Regions from separate parts of the Homo sapiens genome. Here region 1 is linked to region 2. A link is an interaction called in ENCODE POLR2A ChIA-PET data of the cell type or tissue named here. Cell type or tissue: A673. All regions are shown on one strand. Links, peaks and the distances in the headings refer to the core of each region. The heading gives the core; the rest is flanking DNA. Region 1 overlaps WDR19 (WD repeat domain 19). Region 2 overlaps TMEM156 (transmembrane protein 156).

Region 1 (2,924 bases), core at 213-2,712, 220 kb after region 2:
ATAGAAGAAAATAATGTTGAAAGGAGTAAAGACATTTTGTGTTTTTATCATGTTTAAGATAGCAATTTTTGTTCAGTTTAATCACCAGGAATCCGTGCCACAGATAATTAACTGAATTCAGGCTTCAATTATTTTAGTCTTTAACATCTACAAAACACTAAAATTACATATTTTTGTAAAATTAACATTCAGAAACATTAAAAAGCCAAAAAAAATTTAAAATAAAAGCCCTCCTATATCTTGAGATCTGTAATTTACCAAGTAGTTGTGTATGTTTAGTTGGTTGGTTGATTTTGTTTTATTTCTTTTGTTGTTAACTTCTAGATAAGCTCTAACATAATCCTCACTATCCTGAATCCTATGAAAACATGGTTTTCATGACCATGTTTTGATACCTTTTCTGATCAACACTTGATTGTATGTTTTGAAAATATTAAAAATTGTGTTTATTTTTTAGCGTATTTTCTCACTGCTAGAAAAGACTTGGCTTGGCGCACCAATACAGTTTGCCTGGCAAAAAACATCAGGAAACTACCTTGCAGTAACAGGGTAAGAAACCAATGAATGTTTTAAGCAGTGGTTGCATGCCCATGTAATCACACCATCTACTCAGTAGAAGTTTTTTTTGTTGTTGTTTTTTTTTTTTAAATGGAGTCTAGCTTTGTTGCCCAGGATGGAGTGCAGTGGCACGATCTCAGCTTGCTGCAACCTCCGCCTCCCAGGTTCAAGTGAACCTGGCCTCAGTAAAAGTTTTTGTCTAACAGTTATATGACAGGAAAAGGAATATATTCATCTCCATTAACATGAAAGTTCATAGAACCTTTTCCCTGGTAATAACTTTTTATGCAAATTCTGAAACTATCAGGAGAAAACACTGAAATCATTTGGATGGCAGCTTTATATACATAGATAAATGAAAGAAACATTTAGGCCAGGTGCAGTGGCTCATGCCAATAATCCCAACACTTTGGGAGGCCAAGGCAGGCAGATCACTTGAGGCCAGGAGTTTGAGACCAGCCTGGCCAACATGGTGAAACGCCATCTCTACAAAAATACAAAAATTAGCCAGGTATGGTGGCAGGCATCTGTAATCCCAGCTACTTAGGAGACTGAGGCAGGGGAATCGCTTGAACCTGGGAGGTGGAGGTTGCAGTGAGCCAAGATCACACCACTGCACTCCAGCCTGGGCAACAGAGGGAGACTCTGTCTCAAAAAAAAAAAAAAAAAAAAAAAAAAGTAAATCATATCTTTATGTTCTGATTGCTTTCAGAGCTGATTATATTGTGAAAATCTTTGATCGCCATGGTCAAAAAAGAAGTGAAATTAACTTACCTGGGTAAGTACAGAAGTAGATTTAAAAAAACCTGTCAAGTTTTGTTGCCTAAAAGATTAAAAAAATACTGCCTTAAAATTATAATCAGATGGAATCTTTTGCTTCTTCCATTTGCAAAGGGATTTGTTTTTTTAGCCATAAGTAGTTATGAAATATGTAGAGATATAGCATGAATTAGAGTTTCTATCTATAAACACCCATATACTCACAGAGAAGCCTTACGGCAGGATTATAAATCAGACCGTGTGAAAGAATTAGAGTCCACACGAAACAATTCTTTTAAATTATAAACAAGTCTTAGTGTTTGTATAGGCAGATAAGATAAACCTGTATCTACTTTAGTTTTCCATCTCTAATAAATTGTTGGAAAATAGTGACTTTCCACATAACTTTGTAAAGGGTGAAGGCTTTATCCATTTTCAGGAAATCATTCTACATTATACTAAGCATAATTGAAGCATTTTTAATGATTCAGTGTAATCACTACCTATATTAGTTATTCTACTGATGGTCTCAGTGGTTATTAAGATGTATAAAGGCTGTGTGTGGTGGCTCATGCCTGTAATCCCAGCACTTTGGGAGGCCGAGGCAGGTGGATCATGAGGTCAGGAGATGGAGACCATCCTGGCTAACACGGTCAAACCTCGTCTCCACTAAAAATACAAAAAAGTAGCTGGGCGTGGTGGCATGCGCCTGTAGTCCCAGCTACTTGGGAGGCTGAGGCAGGAGAATCACTTGAACCCGGAAGGTGGAGGTTGCAGTGAGCCGAGATTGCGCTACTGTACTCCAGCCTGGGTGACAGAACGAGACTCCATCTCAAAAAAAAAAAAAAAAAAAGATGTATAGAGTCCCTCACCTAAACTGACTTATGCTGCTGTGCTTTTAAAATTCATGTTTCTTTCTGTAGTTTATTGACCATTTTTGAAAATTAGGTTTTACTTCTCTTGGTCTCTAACAGCCTTTCCTACCTCCTGCCCTGCCCCACCCACCTAATGCTATCATTTTGGCATTTTCCATTAACTCTCTTAATTGTGGCTTCTGGTTTCTGTATTCCTGGAAACAGATCAAAGAAGCTATAATTATATGTGAAGTGAAAGAAGGCACTCAGTAAAAATTGTCTTGGAGTAAATTGCGTGAGCTTTATTGTGTGATCTCTGTGACATCTATTTCTGTTACATAATGGTCTCATTTCTTCTGTATTGTTTTGCTGTATTCATAATAGTGGAATTTGACTGACAGAGGATCTCCAGATAAGGAAAATGCTGTTAAATACACAATCTTTAATTAGCAGATGATTTTGTCAATAATTTGAAAGCTTCCCTCTTCCATACTCCCCAAATCTCTGAATATACTTTAGAAAATGAAGATCCTAAAACATATTTCAACATTTTGAAAAATAAAATAATTGAAGTAATTCCCAACTGTCTTAAATATAAATCAAAGTATGGGTTATTTAATACCCAAGAATGAAAAATAACATCAGAGAAGAAAAGGTAAATATTTTTATTAAGAGTTTAAGAAATTGTAAAGTTTTTTATAATACACATTTGGTTATTTAATACCAAGATGAAAAATATATGTAATACCAAGA
Region 2 (2,901 bases), core at 402-2,901:
TTACAATTAGAATCTCAATTTGTGATCTAGAGAAAAAATAATCGAATACCAGAAAAAAAAACCTCTGTGTGCTGGAATATTCATGCCTGTTAGATTGCTTATGTAGGAAGGGAAAAATATCTTTTCCTCCTACCCTTTTAAATTCAGAGCTGAATCCTTTATAATAAAAGATTAACCAGAGAAAAACATAGTGGTTTATTTAAACAAGTTCTACGTAACACAAGGGCCATCCTCAGGAAGTGAAGATCAGAGGAAACAGTTACACTTGAGTGTTTTTAGTAGTAGGTTTGATGAAGAATGGAGAGACACTTGCAGAAATATGATCAGGCAAAAAGAGTACTAGATCTAATAGGAATAAATGGAGGGAAACTTAGCAGAGCCCGTTTGTTCAGATTCTCCTCTGGGTCCCTGTGTCTTGGGAGATAGGGAACTGCCTTTCCTCTGTGGATACAGGAAGAGCACCTCTCACATGAGGGTCCTATGATGTGTTTTAGAGGAAGGTCAGCAAAGGTTTTATTACCTGCTTCCGGGGAGAAAGGTGGCAAAGGAAGGTCAGAGTAATATTTCCACTTAAAATTTGCCATTTTCTCAAATCCTTCAGCTTAAAAAATTCAGTTTGCCAAGGTGCCATATTTTGGGGCAGCGTGTCCTCAACCCCATCACTGATTATTAAATCTGACCCTGCAGTTAATCCTGTAAATCAACTCAGATAAGCAACTGTAGCCATATAATGATGGCCAGGAGATTAAGTTCCACCTTAACTCTGGAAAAGCATGTTTATATTTTAATGTCAAGAGCTGCCCTCTTGTCTATATGTGCTTTTTTATTGTTATTAGTAACTATAATTATGCTTGACATTAACAATGGCTATAACAAATATGAAAGCCAAAAGAATCAAAGGAAACGTTTTGCTATTAAAGTACTTAAGTATTTTATTTAAATTCGTTTTATTGGTATCTTTGATTTTTTTTTTTTTTTTTTTTTGAGACAGAGTCTTGCTCTGCACCAGGCTGTAATGCAGTGGCGTGATCTTGGTTCACTGCAAACTCTGCCTGCCAGGTTCAAGTGATTCTCCTGCCTCAGCCTCCTGAGGAGCTGGGACTACAGGCGCGCACCACCACACCCAGCTAATTTTTGTGTTTTTAGTAGAGACAGGGTTTCACCATGTTGGCCAGGATGGTCTCGATCCCTTGACCTCATGATCCTCCCACCTCAGAATCCCAAAGTGCTGGGATTACAGGCATGAGCCACTGCGCCTGGCCTCTTTGAATTTTTTTAAAAACATCCTGGTGCTAAAAGGCAGCAAGATTCATAAATGCAAACAAACATATAAATAAACAACCAGGCCCTCTTCCCTTTTAAATAATCTGTGAAATAAAAATAATCTATCTGCATAGGAAACAATTATCAAATCAGCATCTACAATGTGGCCCAATAAAAGAAAGGGTTTTCATATTTGATCCTGTTTTTGGTTCCTCAAAATTAAAAACTTGGCTCCACTCTGTGCTGTATAATGATAGATTTTTTTTAAGAAGAGAGAGAGTGGGAATTCTCTTGCTGTTTCCATGGGTTTCATCATCTTTTTTTCCATGACTCATAATGGCTTCTTGCAAACACTCTTGTTCCCTTGATCTCATGGAGCGAATGAATGCTCTTAAGCTAGTTTTCATCAACCAGTCAGCATTCCTCCTGCTTTCCAACTGTGCATCCTCAGCTGGACACAAACATTTTCCAGTCTACTCATTCACAAAATAAACTTCTGAGTATTCTTCAAAGGGCTCGGTCCAACTTGCCCGGGGATATTCTGAAGATTTAAATAAAAGCAAGAAAATATTATTCACACAAAAATTTTGTTAAGTGTTACTTGAATTAGAATGGGCAGAAAACAATTTTAAAACCGTTTGTTAAAACTATGGCTTATAAGACCACCAAAAAATGTTCTCAAGTCTCTGATTCAGGGCTCTTTCAGGGCAACCTGACCGCCTCAGCCTCCCAAAGTACTGGGATTACAGGCGTGAGCCACCACACCCTTCCATGACTTCTTTTCCTTTGGGTAGATACCCAGTAGTGGGATTGCTAAATGGAACAGTAGTTCTATTTTTAGTTTTTTGAGAAATCTCCATACTGTTTTCTGTAGTGGCTATACTAGTTTACATTCCTACCAGCAGTGTATAAGAGTTCCCAAAGTTGGGACAGTTATTCTCCCTTTTCAGGGTGACCCCAGGACTGATTCTGTGTTACGCCATGACACCCCCCATTATATCCCTAAGAAGACATTGTGCTCAGTGATAACAAACTTCTCAGCCTAGGACCAAGGAAACCTAGAGTCTCCACTAACCTCTGCTGCTACAGCATGTTTGGTTTATTTTCTATATCTATCAAATGAAAGTGTAAGTGTTCATGCCAGTTTCTTTCAATTATAACATTCCATGATTCTAACACAGAGACATAGAAATTGGGATTTATTCATTTACTCAACAAATCCTTATTGAACATCTAAACGCTAGGCATCATGTCCTCTGAAGGAGGAGTCTCTCTATCGTGCTCCCCAAGTCCCTCTCTTCACATGTGAACACCTTTATCATGTTACTTGAGTCTTTATTGGAATTAGGGCTTCTCTAATCTGACTCCTCCATTGACTACATTGTTGTTTTTGCCAATGAGTAGGATTCTCAACATACAGTAGGTGGTCAAAAATCATTTGGTGAATGAACAAAGAAAGAGGAACTCTTCAGATGCAAAGATAAGCATCCCAGAATGAACAACCAGAATGAGAGGTCTCGAGCATAATAATATCCAGTAATATTTCATTGACACAATCATATGACTACACTATATGCTACTTAGGAATTTCTGAGCCAACAGCAGACCCTGGTTGCACTGAGACCCAAAGTACTAAGA

The links. Peaks named below come from ENCODE experiments on the same cell type or tissue, not always from the same donor. Only the 100,000 strongest peaks of a DNase experiment are listed, where the experiment ranks them.
Region 1: POLR2A ChIA-PET joins it to region 2 with 6 read pairs; 2 of 35 experiments call an interaction of 5 or more read pairs at or near these places.

What each region holds. Positions count from the first base shown.
Region 1 is chr4:39,185,269-39,188,192 of GRCh38, forward strand. It overlaps WDR19 (WD repeat domain 19), which reads left to right. Exons shown (of 37, transcript NM_025132.4): 2 at 458-549; 3 at 1,271-1,336. Among named protein-coding and RNA genes, the nearest start is that of WDR19, 4.2 kb to the left of the region's middle. In A673, for the core only: no CTCF peak of the experiment used is centred there; no DNase peak of the experiment used is centred there.
Region 2 is chr4:38,965,838-38,968,738 of GRCh38, forward strand. It overlaps TMEM156 (transmembrane protein 156), which reads right to left. Exons shown (of 7, transcript NM_024943.3): 7 at 907-1,804. Among named protein-coding and RNA genes, the nearest start is that of TMEM156, 65 kb to the right of the region's middle. In A673, for the core only: no CTCF peak of the experiment used is centred there; a DNase peak (open chromatin) is centred at 1,614; H3K27ac peaks cover 1,501 bases.